2 separate regions of the Homo sapiens genome follow, and region 1 is linked to region 2. A link is a loop called in an ENCODE intact Hi-C map of the cell type or tissue named here. Cell type or tissue: ascending aorta. All regions are shown on one strand. Links, peaks and the distances in the headings refer to the core of each region. The heading gives the core; the rest is flanking DNA. Region 1 overlaps TNFAIP8L3 (TNF alpha induced protein 8 like 3). Region 2 overlaps MIR4713HG (MIR4713 host gene).

What was found. Hi-C counts contacts between places; a loop is a spot of excess contacts. Peaks named below come from ENCODE experiments on the same cell type or tissue, not always from the same donor. Only the 100,000 strongest peaks of a DNase experiment are listed, where the experiment ranks them.
Region 1: it touches region 2 in a loop (2.1-fold over the local background); 5 of 110 quality-filtered maps call a loop at or near these places.

What each region holds. Positions count from the first base shown.
Region 1 is chr15:51,072,860-51,081,193 of GRCh38, forward strand. The region is part of intron 1 of TNFAIP8L3 (TNF alpha induced protein 8 like 3); the gene reads right to left. The region is part of intron 1 of MIR4713HG (MIR4713 host gene); the gene reads left to right. Among named protein-coding and RNA genes, the nearest start is that of TNFAIP8L3, 18 kb to the right of the region's middle. RefSeq lists enhancers at 3,912-4,468, 4,733-5,027, 6,074-6,233. In ascending aorta, for the core only: no CTCF peak of the experiment used is centred there; DNase peaks (open chromatin) are centred at 2,489, 2,732, 4,422 and 4,902; H3K4me3 peaks cover 1,876 bases; H3K27ac peaks cover 4,320 bases.
Region 2 is chr15:51,129,377-51,137,710 of GRCh38, forward strand. The region is part of intron 1 of MIR4713HG (MIR4713 host gene); the gene reads left to right. Among named protein-coding and RNA genes, the nearest start is that of TNFAIP8L3, 39 kb to the left of the region's middle. In ascending aorta, for the core only: a CTCF peak has its summit at 3,696 (motif pointing right); DNase peaks (open chromatin) are centred at 3,525 and 3,705; H3K27ac peaks cover 1,901 bases.

The sequences.
Region 1 (8,334 bases), core at 158-8,157, 57 kb before region 2:
TCCTCACCCTCACTTTATTCTGCTTAGAAACTGTCTTGATTATTCTTGCCTTTATTCTTCCATAGGAATTTTAGGATAATATGATCAAATGCCATGAGCACTCTATGTTGATCTGAAGTAAACTGGGATCCTTTTTTTTTTTTTTTTTTTTTTTGAGACAGAGTTTTGCTCTTGTTGCCCAGGCTGGAGTGCAATGGTGCAATCTCGGCTCACTGCAACCTCCACCTCCCGGTTTCAAGCGATTCTTCTGCCTCAGCCTCCTGAGTAGCTGGGATTACAGGCATGCGCCACCATGCCTGGCTAATTTTGTATTTTTAGTAGAGATGGGGTTCCTCCATGTTGGTCAGGCTGGTCTCAAACTCCCGACCTCAGGTGATCTGCCTGCCTTGGCCTCCCAAAGTGCTGGGACTATAGGCGTGAGCCACCACGCCCAGCCTAAACTGGTATCTTTATGATACTGAATCTTCCTCTCCATTAACATGACATGTCTCTCCATTTAGTCATATCTTCTTCTGTGTCCTTCAATTATGTTTACAGTCATCTCCATAAATCTCTTGCATATCTTTCATTAGATTTACTTCTAGCTACCTTACAGTTTTGGTTGCTGCTGTTAATTTTTTTCTATTACAGTTTCTAAATGGTTATTAATGATGCATAGGAACCCAACTGATCCCTGTATACTTATCTCCAATTGAGACATTTTGCCGAGCTCTGTTATGAGTTCTAATTTATATAGCATCTCTTGGACTTTTTAATGTAGACAACATTGCCTACACAAAATGATTGTTTTCTTTGACCCCCTATTTCTTTTTCCTGCTTTATAACACCGGTAGAAAACATCCAGCACAGTGTTGAATAGCATTACATGGCATCCTGGTCTTGTTCCTAACTTTAACAGGATTGTCTCTAAAATTTCCCTGAGTATGCAATGTTTGCTGTGGGTTTTGATGGATACCCCTTATCAAGTTATCTTCCTTTTATTCCTATTTTGCTAAGGCATTGTTTGCTTTTAAGTAGAAATGTATCCAATTTTAGCAAACAATTTCTTTGTATCCACTGAGATGATCATATAATTTATCTTATAATATGTAAATTTAACCAATTATTCAAAGACTTTTTGATTTAAATCATCATTATATTCCCAGGATAAGCCCTACTTGGTCAATGATGCATATGTATTTACTATACTGGTGAATTCTACTAGTAAATATTGCATTTTGCAACTATACTCAAAAGTGAGATTGGTCTATAACTTTTTCATAGTACTATCTTTGTCAAATTTTGATGTCAGAGAAGACTAGTCCCATAAAACGGATTGAGTAGCTTTCCTTCTTTTTCTGTGTCTGAGAGTGTTTATGTAAGGTGGGGATTAACTGTTTTTTGACAGTTTTAGTAAAACTAGCCTGCATTTCACTCGACATTCTGAGGATATCTTTCCATGACAACAAATGTACTACATCATTGTTTTTTGACAATAGCACATGCCACCATTTTCTCTACTGGTCCCCTCTTGGTAGGTTTCAAACTGTTTCCAGTTTTTGCTATGAAGTATCTGCAGAAAGTAACAACCTAGCAGCAGGCTGCCTGTTGGGGAAAAGGGTGCCTTTTGGCACATGGTAGGATTCCCTTCTAATGCTCCTTCCTAAGTAACAAAGTAACAGGAGATACTGAAGAGGAGCTCCATGAACAGACCTCTGGCTCTGCCCACCGGATCCCATCCCTCCTACCAGAGGCCTGCTTGCCCAATTCAAAGCCAAAAGGAGGCTCAACTCTTCACAAAAATGGTTTTGCCCTAACCCAACTGGCTGAAATAGTCGGGATGACAGCCAAACAGTACCAGAAGTCAAGCCAGCTCTCCCTAAGGGTGCTGCCCTGGCTGCCAGCCATGCCCTGACTCTCGTGCCATAGCTGAATCCAGTGGACCCTCGCCCAGGTGGAAGAGGCACAGCTGACAGGTTGTTTGTTGCCGCTGAAGGTCCCCTCCCACCATGAGCCCCTGGCCAACCCTTATATCCCTCTTGTCAGGGAGGCTGGCCCTCACACCTAGCTCAGTGGTAGCCCTGTTCCTGTGCTGCACTGCGACTGGCCATCTACTTTCCGCATCCGGTGCTGAGTTCTTAGGGATTGATGCTCAGAAGACCTGTGAATCCCCATAAGCAGAACTGCCTACTATGCAGAAGTTACTCAGTATATGTCTTGTATATATGTCTCAGTAAATGAATGACTGATGAATGATTTTAGCGTGTTTGTTCTTGTTCTTTGAGGCTCAGATTCCATCAGTTCAGGACCCACACCTGGAAGGAGGTGCATATTCACAATGTGCAGGTGGAACTGAATGTACTCAAATGCCTTCTGAACTAAGCACAAGGTCCACCCTTTGCCTTTCATACGGAGCTATCTGCTTGGCCCACTTGGGTTCTGCCTGTCTTTGACCCAACAACAGCAGCATCACCTGGGGGCCAGAGGGATTGCCCACCATGCTCTCAGTGTTCAGTTCCAGCAGTAAACCCTTTCTCCATGGCAGAAGCACCCCTCCTTCCTGCCACCCCTGGAGCCTCCCCATTTACGCCCCTTCACACTCATGAGCTATTTTAATATACTCAGGAGCTGTCGGGCTTGGAATAGCACAGTCCACGTTCTGTCTCTCTGGGCAATCCTCTCTCTCTCTGCTGGCAGCTCCCAAACTTTCTCTACCACGGCAGGCACCCAAGAACTCAGGCTCAGAACACCAGACTGCTAACAAGGACACCAGTAGGATGCCACATTCAGAGCCATGGGAGCATGCCAACACCGTAATATGTGAAATTAGTAAACAGTCTAATGCAATAAAAATGTCAGTCTTTGGAATGCTGTAATTTTTGGAGGATGGATGCAGAACCTAAAATGTGCAAAACAATAAAATGGAACAAACTCGTCTATCTTGGAAAAAAGAAACAAAACATGGCCTGTGACAGTGGACTGAGGCTACTGGAAGGTGCTCTAATTAATTAATGTAGTAACATGTAAACCCTCAGCTTAGTGAGCTTAACAACAACTAGACAAACTGTTAGCTGTACTTGAGAGGTCAGAACACACGAGGGAGAAGAAACCAGAAGGTACTTCTGTATGGGAGATGATTTGGCAGACAGCATTATGGCTTCCTCAGTGTTCTACTTGATTTTTTTTTTAGTGAAATATGAATCCTGAACAATGACATTTTTGGATTTCAGTCAATCTGAATGCGGAACAGCAGGAAAGGGACATGTAATATATTGCTTATAATCTCCCTTACATATACTCTGTAGTAAAACTGGTTTTGTTTACGGATTTAAGACAAGTCAAGCCACATTTTTAATATCTGCTGGTGTCATGGTCAATATCTGGCCTGTGGAATGACAGTGTTGAGGGATGTTGTTAGCAGATGGGAGGTGGGATGACACCCGCAAGATCTCCTGAGGTTGGGCTCCTAAGCTCTGCTGGGACCGCTACTGTGATGGAACCACTCTGAGTCCAGGGGGAATCCCATTCACATCACGTAATGGGAGGGGCCAACTAGCTGTGGAGGCTTAACTTCCTGGAAGTTTCTCAGAAATGTGACTTTCTCTCAGGCTTCCTTTCTAAATTAAACTCTAAGGCCACAAATGGCTAAGAATAGAATTTTTTATACTTCATGGTAACGTAAAGAAGTACCACCAAAAGGTTTCACTGTTTTCCAACCAAATCACCAGGTGTGGTCACTCAAAGATGCTGAGAATGGCTGTCCTGCACAATCAAGATGCCAGGGTGTATCCATGGAGTAGCTAGCTCCTCGGATACAGGGAAAACGAGAGAGCCCAGTCCTGGTCCTGACTTTTGCCACTGAGCCAGCAGCAGGAAGTGGAAGACAGAGCCCGGCCTCCAGCCCTGCCCTGCCCCTGCCACCCCCAGCGCACTCACTGTGTGCCATGGGCCCATCTCTTTACCTGCTGGTTTCTGGGTCTGTTAAATGAGAAAGCAGACTAGAAGATTCTGCTAATTTGCTTTCTCAATTTAATAGTAACCCCTTAAGTATGATAAATTGAATTTTTGTCATCATCTGGGCACGCATCAGATGTGCGCTGATGCCTGTGGAGAGGTCCTCCGCGTTCCTCCTCTCCCGTGCTGGATTCCTGCCGCCCCCCATTCTACTCCCGCCATTCTTCGTAAATGGAATCCTCCTGCTTCTTTCTCACTGTGTAACACCTGGGGCATCGACCTTGGAGCCTCCAGCTTTCCTTATCTGTGACTTCCCTCCAAAATGCTGCTCCCTCCCCTGTTTCCCTGGGGCCCTTGACTCCTCCATTAGACCTCAGCCTCCTCTGTCAGTCCTTGGCCTGTGCTCGCCACAGAGCGTGCGGTCAGCAGGCGTCATGCTGGCTCTCCCCAAGGCCTCTTCCTGTGTTGGCCTCAGTGCCCACAGACCAAACCACAGACTGCCAGGCCCCCAGGCCCCGGCAGGCCGCCCTGTGCTGACGTAGCTGTGGGTGGGACTCGTGTCCGAAACCTCAAGGCCAGCCCTTCCCGCTGGTCCCATATCCCAGCTGCCCCGCCTGTCTCCCCAGCCTCTCATCCCGCTTTGCTCAGCGCAGCTCCTCCCTAAGCCAAGCACGCCCTGCTGCCCACCCCGCTCCCATCTTATGCAAGGGGGCCTAGTCAAGGAACCCCCACCTGGCTTCAATTGTTTGTACCCTGGCAGTTCCGAGAGGGGAGACCTTTGATAGAGACAGGAGACAGCCAAGGGGTCCCTTGCAAAACACCCCATTCAAGCCTAAAACAGTCTGAAAGCTGAAAGACCCGACTGCCGGTCCCGTAAGAAACCCGCAACCCAGAGGGAGAACACCCTTGTCTGCCCTCCCTTCCCCGACAGCTTCTCGCTTAATAATATGCACATGCGCACTGGGGGAACAGGGGGCGGAGCCTCAGGATTTCGCGCCTTGGGCAGGGGGAGGAGCCTGGACTCCAGCTCGAGTGTGCTGGCCTGGAATTCAGTCTGTGAGGTGGAAGCCTGTTAGCAGGACCACTTATTTTTTTCTCCGAGAGCTTTCTTTTAATAAATTCTGCTCCCCTCACCTTTCAATGTGTCTGCGGACCTCATCTTTCCTGGTCATGTGACAAGAACCCCGTTTTAGCTGAACTAAGGGGCAAAAACTTCTGCATCACCTTAACTGTCGTGTTCACCGTGGCGTCCCTGACATGTGCTAGGAACTCAATAATATACATTTAAACCTCAAAAAATAAATAGTGATTGGGCAGCCCCGGAAGAGGCCTGAGGAGGGAATGGCCACGGCAGGACAGAGGAGCTGTGGTTTTATTCTTCCCTGGCTTTCACCACAGACTCCTTGGTAACCGCTCTCACCAAGGTCACCAAATAATCTTGTAATTGGCCCTGAGGAGTGTTTGGAAACATGGGAGGGCATTTTCGGTTGTCACAAATATAAGCGGGGGCGGGGGGTTCTAAAGGCTGTTTCCGGGGGGCAGATATGCTAACTACTTGTAATCCTGGAACGCTGAGGGCACCCCGATACACACGGCTTACCTGGTCACCAGCAGCAGGGGACCCTCTGTTGGTCTTGCTTTCCTAACCCCACCTCTTCTGGCCCTCCTTAGCCTCCTCCAGGCCTCCTCCTCCTCTGTCTATGCTTCATGTCTGGGTGTCCTCCTGAGCTCACTCAGGGTCCTCTTCTCTCGCTAGACACTTCCCAAGTGTGAGATGCCACCCCTGTCCCATGGACTGACCCCTGCCCCGCATGTTCCCCAGTCCAGGGGACTCTCCCATCCATAACTGCTTGCCTGATCCCTCCCCCTCCACATTCAACATTTCTCTCAGCTCCTTTCTCCAACCCTCCTGAAGTCCTCTCCTTGTATGATACGTGACTCTGCCACCGGCCTGTGTCCAGACAAGAACCTGGGGACCATCCTTGCCTTATTTCTCTCCCTCACCTCCCATATCTAACGAGGCCTCCGACTGTCTATTCAGCTTCTGTAACATCTTTAAATGCACCTGCCTTCCTCTGCCTCTCTTTCGCTACCTCAGTACAGACCCTCATGGTTTCTTCCCCGAATGCTTGTCTGTCTCCTTGCTCATCTCTCTACCCCAGCTACTGTTCTATTTTCCACACCAGGCTGACAGCAGGCTTCGATGATGCTGCTCCTCTAGAAAAGGCCTTGAGGGGATTCCCATAACCTTCAAGACAGCCCAGACAACTCTTTAGCATGGCACACCAGGCCACTGAACTGACATCTGTCTTCTCTTCACCCTCTACAAACCCTAAGCTCCCAGCTCCAGGCCACAGGCAGGTCTCACCTGCACCAGGCCTGGGTCCCCTTGCACTTTTGCATTTTCTGTCCCTGTGCTGGGACACTGACCTCTTACTCTCTTCCCAGCCCAATTCCTGCTTAGCTTCCAGGGCTCCATTTGAATGACTTCTGACTTCTAGGCAATTTCTTTTTGCAATCACCTGCCCTGTCACTTATCACCTTGTGGAGCAATCAGTCATCCACTAGCTGGATGAGGAATTTTATCACCCACTGGTCTGTGAACTCCTTGAGGGCAGGGACCAAGGCTTATTTATCTGGGCAACTGTAGCTAGGGACTGAAACAGAGAATGTTCATTGCTTGAATGCATGGCTCTCACTCATGACATTTTATTGAAATGCATTCACACTCATGTCAGGAACAATAATGATAATGAGAGCTGGCATGTCCTCCAACCAGGGGCCTGAGACACTCTCACCTGGGAATGGTTGCCACATCACTCACCAGGTTGCTCTGTCACTTCTTTTCTTTTTATTAAGAAAATTATTTTCAAAGTAATACAGGGTACAATTATTTAAAAAGTCAAATCAGACTGAGCATGGTGGCTCATGCCTGTAATCTCAGCACTTTGGAGGCCAATGTGGGAGGTTCACTTGAGGCTAGGAGTTCGAGGCTGCAGTGAGCTATGATCATGCCACTGCACTCTGCACTCCAGCCTGGGTGACAGAGCAAGACTTTGTCTCAAAAAAAAAAAAAAAAAAAAAAAAGAAAGAAAGAAAAAAAAGAAAAGTCATTCCACAAGGGAGGCTTATAACATGATGTAGCATCCCCAGCACACCTCTGATGCTAGCTACTTACAGACAAAATAGTTTAAACTATTTTAGCTGTTTCAATGAATAATTACCTCTCTATATTTAAATTACATGCTTACACTGTTAATTCTTGATTTTATTTGCTTTTAACTGTCTACTACAGAAGGTGAAAACTTAGCTTTCTTTCCCATTCATTTCTCCTTCCACCTTCCAATTTGCTTCTCTTTCAACATTTGGTTAAATCAAACTTCAGCGATGACATTACTATGATTTAGCTATCATTCATAGCCAAGTCATGTAGTGTCCTATAACTTCCATGCCTGCATTTCCTTTCTTATTCATCTTGTTTTCCCAGGAGTTAAACACTATTTTTTAATCTCCTGGTTAGTTTTTTATCTGTCTAGTGCAAATTCATTCCTAAAGTTCGTAGCAGAATAGAAAGTTCTTCTCAATAGGTTCAAACACATCAACTAATCAACTGCTTCCACTTTTTTTTTTTCTTGGAGATATCTCTGGCAGCCCTCTGTCCCCCAACTCAAGTCTGGGCATGTTTCTCTTGATGCCTGACACACGTAGTCATCCTGGGTCCTCCCTTCACTCTTTACCCCTTCTCTCCTGTGTCCATCTCCTGTTTCTTGGATCTCACAACTCCTTTTTCTTAATTTGGTCCTCGGTTCAGTGGAGCACTTGGTCTAGCACAGACTTCGGCAAACCGCCTTAAAGAGCCACAGAGTAAAGGAGAAAAAGGCAAAATAGAGGATATTGTATAGGTACTTAAATAACCATGTAAAGTGTAAATAACCATGTAAGGTGTACTTAAAAATGGAAACACAAAAACAGGTGGCAGGCCAGATTTGGCCTGGGGGCCTCAGTTGGCTGCCGCCTGAGTAAGCAGCTATCTCAGGAAGAGGACATGATAAAGTCATTTTTTGGTATCTAACATATCATACAATGACTTTATTCCAACCACACCCTTGATGGATGGTTTGCCTTGGTCTAGAGCTCTATGTTGGAAATCATTTGCCTTGAGAATTCAAAGGCAGGGCATCATTGTTGTCTAAAGTTCAGTGTTGCTATTTAGAAAACTAGTATACATTGGTAAGGGCCTGTTTTTTTTCTCTCTGGAAGCTTTTAAGATTTTTGCTTCGTGACTTAACTCCAGGAATGGCCACAAGACTTGGCTTTTTCACTGCCTTAGTCCCTCTAACACTCAGGAGGGCTTGTGGGGGTGGGTGGGGGCCCAAGGCAGTGGAAACGGAGAGCAGCATC
Region 2 (8,334 bases), core at 294-8,293:
TCACAATGCAGGAATTATTATCACTTCCATTTTGTAGGAGAGGGGAAAGGAGGCCTAGAGAAATTAAGTTACTTACCCCAGGGCACACCTGAGGAAGTGGAGAAGACTGGGTATGGGCTCAGAACCTCCCACACAATACTGGGCTAACCCAGCTTCAGTTTAGGCTATTTCCAGGTGTCGCTAGGAATCTACTTTTAGGAGGCAGGTTAGGTTACTCCCAGAGTTGCTTCCATTGTGGCAGGGGCTGCCACTTTAATATCCTAAGCAATACTCTCCAATCCTGGGATGCAGCAGAATAACCCCAGGGAGCTTTAATAAGATCGAGATTTCCTGGCTCCACTCCAGACTGCTTGCAGCAGAATTTTCTAGGGTGGATCTTAGAATCTGTACTTGTAAACAGCTCCCCAGAAACCATTTTACACGGAAAATATAGAGGCTATAAAATGCAGGCATACAAGAAAATATAAACATTTTACAATTTAAATTTTACTGCAAGCACAGTCATTACACAAATGACAGTTGGCGGAAACAGTTGTAACACATATGGCAGGTGGTGGGTGTGTTAGTTAGATTGGCTCTGTTGTACATATAAACCCATTACACCCTATGGTTTAGCACAATAGAATTGAATTTCTCACTCATATCAAGTCCATGATGGGTGATCCTGTTTGGCAGGCAGCCCTCCTCCAGGCAGAGATTCAGGAACCTGGGCTCTTTCTATTGTGTGCACCGCCATCTTTAATATGTGGCTTCCAAGATCCTTGTGGAAGGGAAATTAGTAGGTAGGCTCACAAGTGGGTAGTTTTGTGGGCCAGGCCTGGAAGGGTAATACTCCACTTCCACCCATGCTTCACTGACTAGAACTGAGACTATGGATATGCACAAGCGCAAGAGAGGCTGGGACATGTGGTCTGGCTGCTCCTATGAGGACAAAGAAACAGTTTAGGTCAACCACTAGCCAGTCTCTACCCCTCAAAAGTTAACATCTTACAAACTGATAAGAAAAAGGCAAAAAAATTCAATTGAAAATGGGCAAAGGATAAGGGCAGGCCTCTCAACAGAAGCACAAATTCAAATGACGAATGAACATTAAAAGATGCTCAAGTTCATTGGTAGGGAAATGCAAGAAAAGTAACAATGGGCTATCAATTTCCACCTGTCAGGTTGACAGAAGTTAAAGGATGATAACACCTACTACTGGTGGGAGGCAGGAGAGAGTTTACTTATGCACTATTGGTAGAAATGGAGATTGCTACCACATTGTGGAAAGCCATCTGGCATTAGCAATTGAAATTAAAAATGCATGTTCTTTCAACCTGGCAATTCCATTCCAGGGAATCTCTCTGATGGAATAAAAGCAGTATGTATGGATAAATAGGTCCTCAGATAGTTATTGCAACATTATGCATAGTGACAAAAATAGAACCTAAAGTTCCCTTCAAAAGGGGAATAATGTAGTGAATTGTAATTATCACCATTATGGAATATTTTAGTTTTTAAAAAGGTGACTAAGAAGTATTCCCATGAGATATTATTAAATGAGGAAATCAGGAGCCAGAGAAATGTATATTATTCCTTTTTTGAAAATGATACATCAAGGGGTAATCTCTATTGTCTTTTTAAACTTTTGTCATCATCATCTTCATCATCATCATTCGTCTATATCTGTCTATATATCTATGTATGTTGATAAGCGTAGAGAAGGTTGTTAACACTGGTGACCTGGACCAAGTTGTGTGGATGAAAGGAAACAGAGGAGGAACAAGACAGTAACCAAGGTCGCCTTCCCACCAATACTGTTTTTAAAGAGGTAGCAATGAAAAAAACAGCTTGTGTGATAAGACATCATAAAAGCTATATATATATATATATATATATATACATATATATATATGTATATATATATATATATATACATATATATATATACCCATGTGACCTTGGACCCGTTACTTCACCTGGCTGGGCCTGTTGCAAGGAAGGGAGATGATTCCTGTGGATTATATATATATATATATAAAATACATACATATATAAATATATATTATATATGAATATATAAAATATATATTCATAATGAAATGCATGGATTTAGGTCATCAATGTATCAATAATGGTAATCTCAGGGTAGGATTTCAGGTGATTTTTTTCTTCCTTTTCTCTTTATATATTGTTTAAAATTTTAGAATAAATATAAACAGATGGAAAAACAGTGAGTTTTTCATGATATAAAAAAAATTAAAAGCTTCCTGAATGATTCTGATAGCAACCAGGCTTCATCACTGGGGTTTGACTTAGGAAGTTCAAAAAATGGAATTTCAAGCATTGGATAGCAGAGTGGTAGAAAACCATTTCTGAGTGAGGGTTCTTGCTGGGAGCCCAGAAGCCACTCTTCATGAATCACTTCCTGCAGGGGACTGGGAAACGTGAGGAATGATTCCTAAGAGGTATCAGTTAGTTTGGGCTTCAGGTGCCAACTCTTAGCATCTGAAAGTTCTAGGTTGGGGATGGCATCTGGTGGAGAAGTTGGTGGGAGGAAAGCAGTGATGCTTGAGGGGTGGGGCAGGAGTTGAATCTGGGCTCTGCCACTCACTACCCATGTGACCTTGGACCCGTTACTTCACCTGCCTGGGCCTGTTGCAAGGAAGGGAGATGATGCCTGTGGATGCTAGGGGTGGCCCGGTCAGCTTTGTGTGTTTATCAGCTTGTTGGAAATATCAGGGTCATAGTCCTGGTGAAAGCCGTTGCTCAGCTCAGTGGGCAATTGGAGGAGCAAGAAGCATCATCAAGGTGAGAAGTGGGGGCTGTCTCTTGAGGAGAGGGGCTGGGGCAAGCCTGGGCTTGAGAGGCCCTAGTCTCCCATCTCTCTTGACCTCTAGACCCAGCTTCTTGTCCTTTTCCTCCCCCATGCTTTTGGTAAATTCTTGTGAGTTGGCATTAGGTGAGTGTTATCAACTGAATGTTTATGTCTTCCTCAAATTCATATATTGAAGCCCTGGGTCACAGTGTAGTTGCATTTGGAGATGGAGTCTCTGAGGAGGTAATTAATGTTAAATGAGGTCATAAGGGTTGGACCCTGATCCAATAGGATTACTGTCCTTGTAAGAAGAGACAACAGAGAGCTCTCTCTCTCTGTGTGCACACACCAAGGAAAGGCCATGTGAAGATGTAGTGAGAAGGAAGCCCTCTGTAAACCAGGAAGAGAGCCCTCACCAGAAACTAAGCCCTGTTGGACCTTGATCTGGGACTTTCCAGCCTCCAGAACTGTGAGAAGTAAATTTCTGTTGTTTAAGCCATGCCATTTTTTTATGGCAGCCTGAGCAGACTAATACAGTGACGCGTTCATTGTAAATAGTAAAATTCCTTTATTTCATTGACTACCAACAATCTGCTGCTCAAGACAGGCATAGAACCCATGACCCTCAAAATGCTCTGCGTCCAGCAGGGAGACAGATGAGTAAACAGAAATGAATGCTCTGCCGGACAGAGGAAGTACAGGATGGTCCCGGAGAAAAGAGAATGGGTTAGACACCCAGTGCATGTGACTCAAGATTTGCTAACTAGGGCTCCTAAGTATGTTTTCTTTGGCCCCAACAGTGTTTAAATAATTGGGAAACAGAACATAAAAATCTAGGTTTCTATTTTTGCTTGAAAAATCAGTTTCTGGTTGCACTGGGCCTGCATTGCCACATGGAAGCCACTGGATGGCGCAAAGGAGCAGCTGCCACCTTCAGAGACACTGTGAGCTCTCAGTTCAGCAGTGTTCCCACTGCTCCCTAATGTTTCCTTGCTCAGCCTGATGCCCTCACTTATGCCACCTGCCATTTGAGATTCCTGATGTAAACTGTTGCTTTTTTTTTAAGAGCTCGCATATGTGCCCAATTAATTGTAGATTTCCTTCTCTATGTTAGTCAGTGAACCAGGTTAACTCAAAGTACGTCCAAAGCTATGATGCCGACACTATGAAGGTCATTTGGCACCATGTTGTACCAGAGACTCTGGAAATTTCAGAGCTGGGAGGGACTTTGGGAATCACACAGTCTAAGCATCTCATTTCCCAATGTGGAAACAGAAACCCAGAGAGGTGAATTCCCCCGCCCCAGGCCACACATCTGGATAGTGGGTAGCAGAGCCAGGAGAAGAACTCTAGTTCTCTGAACCTTGTCTGCTGCTTTCTGCTCTGAAAAATTGCTTTTTTCCTCCTATTATCTTTGTAGAAAAAGAAAAGTAGCAGTTTGCCACGTAGATTTGGGAAAATGTTGTCATGTGATATTTAATCCATGTTCAGGCACTTTTCTTCACACTGTCAGAGGAATTATCAAAAGAAAATTATTGGAAAGTATTAGTCGTGTATTATGGTTTCCAAGCTCGCAAGCACAGATGTCCACTGGCAAAATTGAAATGAAATTGGAATAAATTAAAACCCATTTTGTTTTCCAGCCCCTGGTAATAAAAAATTCTTGCTGCAGATGAGTGATCGAGCCCAGTCTCCTCCCCCTTATTATTAAACAAAAGCAGAACACAATAAAAATAGAAATGAATGCAGAAATCTGCTCCGGTTTCCTCTTTTGTGTACCAATGTTTTTGTTGGTCAAATCACATTATGAAGCGTCCATTACAATGGCTTATCTTTAGAGGCCCCAAAGTAACTAGTGAGGATGTGAAAGATGGTCTGTTGTAAAGCAGGATTATGATAGCCCCATCTCTTTGGGTCGCTTCATCCCCAAATTTGTGGTGGGAAGATTAATTAAGCATGAAATCCACTAAGGAATCAACAAGATGAGAAGCTGTGTCATGTGGTGGGTAAAACTATGGGTTTGACGCCAGACTTTCTGGGTTCAAATCCCAGCTCTGTTATTGGCTGGAAGTCTGACTTTGGGCAAGGTACTTAACTTGTTGGTTCCTCATTGGTGAGGTAAAGATGATGATCCTGGTCCTTGCCTTCCAGAGTATTTTGAGGACTCAGAACACCAAGTCCCAGTGTCTGGCTTCATAACTGTTATCTGGACCTTTGTGGCAAGTGACAAAAACTCTCCCTTTGACCAGACTTTAGTGAGGCTCCTATGAGCCTCTTCTCAACTGGGCCTTGACCTTGGACTTCTTTGTCTGTGTCTGTCCTTGCCCAGTCAAGTTTTAGTAAGAATCCTGCCAAGTCAGTTTAGGGAGAATCCCCCATGCTTGATATCTGATCACATTAGTTTGTGTTTAGCAAGAATCCTGTTAAGTTGATTTCACAAGAATCTCCTATCCTTGATGTCTTCTCTTAGCAACTTTCCATATCCACTAACCCTCTCACTCTGTTCTTGGCTGACAATCCCACTTGTCCTTGAATTTGAAGTTGAACCTGATCTCTCACACCTATTGCAATACTCCATTGCAATAGTCCTGAATAAAGTCTTCCTTATTGTTTTAGCAAGTGTTAGAATATGATTTTCTTTAACACAGAGAAGAGGGTCTTGTTGAGACTGAGGACCCAGGTGAGTTTGGGGGAGTTACTGAGGACCTGGTGGGAATTTTGTTTTTAGTATGATGAGAGTGAGCAGAAAACAGGTGTGAGCAATTGGGGCTGACTGCTGGCTGTCCCTCACAGGATATCTGCAACCTGATTGGGGTCACTGTGGGCCCAGAGTCTCACCCCATTTTCACACATTCAGAGGTTTGATTCATCAGAGTACTCAGGAGTCAAGGAGGTGTTAGAGTGCAGTGTATGAATCTCACAAAAATCCCTGTTTCACATACACTTGAATTCTGAGTATTCTTCTTAGTAGCTATGGGAGCTTGGCCAGTTCATTTAATTTCTAACTCTCAATTTTTCTATCTCTAAATTAGAAATAACAAAATCTTCCTTTCAGGCGTTCTGATGATTTACCACAACATGGGTTGAAAGCCTCAAATAGCTAAGCAGCTAATAAATAGTCATTATTCATTGGGCTCTGGATAACCTCATCTAATCATTAAACTCACAAGCTAAACTATGATGTGAATTAGTTAATTCACAGGAAGTGAAACACTGTCCAGGTACCAGAGACCTTGTGACTGCATTCCACCCAGGCTTTTGCTTTTCTCATCACATATCTTGGGATGCTGGATCACCAATCCAAGGCTGCACACTGAGCTGGGAGCACATGCAGCAAGGTGACCACAGTGTGGGCATCTTGCCCACACCCCACGCTCACTGTACATGCCTGAGGGCTGCCTACTGCAAATACCTGCGACTCTGCCCTGGAGCTTCTTTCTGGCCATGGGAACACCCTCTGCCCACACAAGGAACAATCTGGAAGCACCTTAGAGTTATTGCCCTTAGAGGCGGCCCCCAGCCAACTAACCAATTAACCCCCTAGGTTAGCATAACTCTGAGCTTCAGTTGTCCACTGTAACTTGCTTGATAACAAGCCCCTTATTGACTTCTTTCCCCTCCCTGTCCCTTTCTCCTCCCTATTTCCCCATGCCCCTATCTATGTTGTCTGAGGTCATCTCCCAAATAAAGTACTTGCACTTGAATCCTTGCCTCAAGGACTGCTTCAGTCTAACACAAAGGGTGATGATCCTATAGGTGTTCCAAGTCGTGGTGCAACGTCTGCGGTGGGCCTACACTTCCTTTGGTATGACATCATACCAGCTTCATGTAAGAGGGTAATGACGGTCTCCTTGAAGGAGACTCAGCAGATATCCATGTGCTGTCTCCAAGGCATGGGCTGTGCAGCCGTCAACGATGTGTTCCATCTTCTACCTGCTGCGTCAAGCTTGCCTGTCAGCACTTTCTCCCATTGTCCTGAGGTTCTGAGGTTCTCTTTCAAGGGGTTAATGGCTCTTGCATTAATGAGCACAGATTTCCTGAACTTGGAAGGGGCTAAGCTGGGGGATTTGGGACCTGAGGGTGTTTGAGTCAAGGAAAAGTTACTGAGGACTTTACTTGACTGGACACGCAAGGGAATCTTTGAGAATTGTGTTGAGGTAAGAAATCCAGCATGAGAGTGGAAAGGTGATCTTTGCTTCCTAAAAAGAGTGTTGAGCTGTGGAGAGCTGAGGCAAGAAAGGGAATTTATTTTGTTGAACCCAGGCAGTGTTCGGGTCTCCACCTTCACTTGCATTTAATTTTCACACAGAGCCTGTGGGCAGGCGTTAGTTCCCAATTTCACGAATGAAGGACTGGAGTCAGATGGTTAAATGACTGTCCATGGCCAACTGGCTCGTCTGTGCTGAAGCTGGGGTTGGGGCCTGGAGCCTGTTCCCTTCCCCTCTGAACTCCTGGATTCAAATGATCCTCCTGCCTCGGCCTCCCAAAGTGCTGGGATTACTGTCAGGAGCCCCTGTGCCCAGCCTGAGTGACCTCTCCTGCTTGTATTCTGTGATGTCTTGGGGCTTGCTCTCAGCTGGCTGCCAGCCAACTTACCCAGGCGGCGGGGCTGCATGTCAGCTTGGTGTGGTCAGAAGGGCAGCCTGGCTGCAGAGCTTAGGAGGTCAGCCTTACTCTCATCTGTGCAGGCCCCCTTCTCAGAGGTCAGAACACAGGTGCACTGAGGCTTAGAGGAGTAGGGGCTCAGGTGGAGAACCATGAAAGGGTGCTGCATGGGGTCGGTAGCCCGAGTGCCATCAGACGTTGAAGCTGCTTTAGGGAAGCCTGGGGCTCACCCAGCAGGCCCTCCAGAGGCTAGAAGTCCCTCCTGCTTATCCCAACCAGGCCACCTGGACTTGCCTGTACCCTCTTCTCACACTGTCCCTATAGCCATTCCTCTAAGGACCAGCCTTCTTCATTCTCCCACAGGACCCACATCTCCTGCTCACTTTGCCCATTTATGAAAATGAAAGTACAGTGTCACCTGAGAGTGACACGTGAGCCCTCTCCAGGTTTCAGCACAGCCCTAGGACCAGGGGGCTCTGTCACATGCCAATAACATGAGTGTGTGGGTAATAGTGTCTTTGCCTGTTGTTGCCAAATGCATATTCCTTCATACCCACATATCTGCTTTGATGAGGTCTCCAAAAATGTTTGCATCCTATATTTTAGGATGCAGGGAACCTGTGTGTGGGGGCAGTGTTGGGGGAAGGCCACTCCTTGGTTTTCCCTGTGGAGCTATAAGATGTGAGCCCCTCTAGACTCCAGGATTGGCCATAGCCCAGGCTCTAATTTCAAGAAGATACTGGGCTTCAGACCCATCTGTAGGATAGCCCCAGTGGATACCCCTGAAAACATGTTCCTTAACACCTTAAAGCTTATTTCTCTTAGCTTTGAATCCTTATGATCCCTCTTCGTAACCAGTGTCAAGCAGAGTATTTGGCATGTAGTAGGAGCTTAATAAGTGTATGTGGAACAAATGAGGTTTGGATGACTGT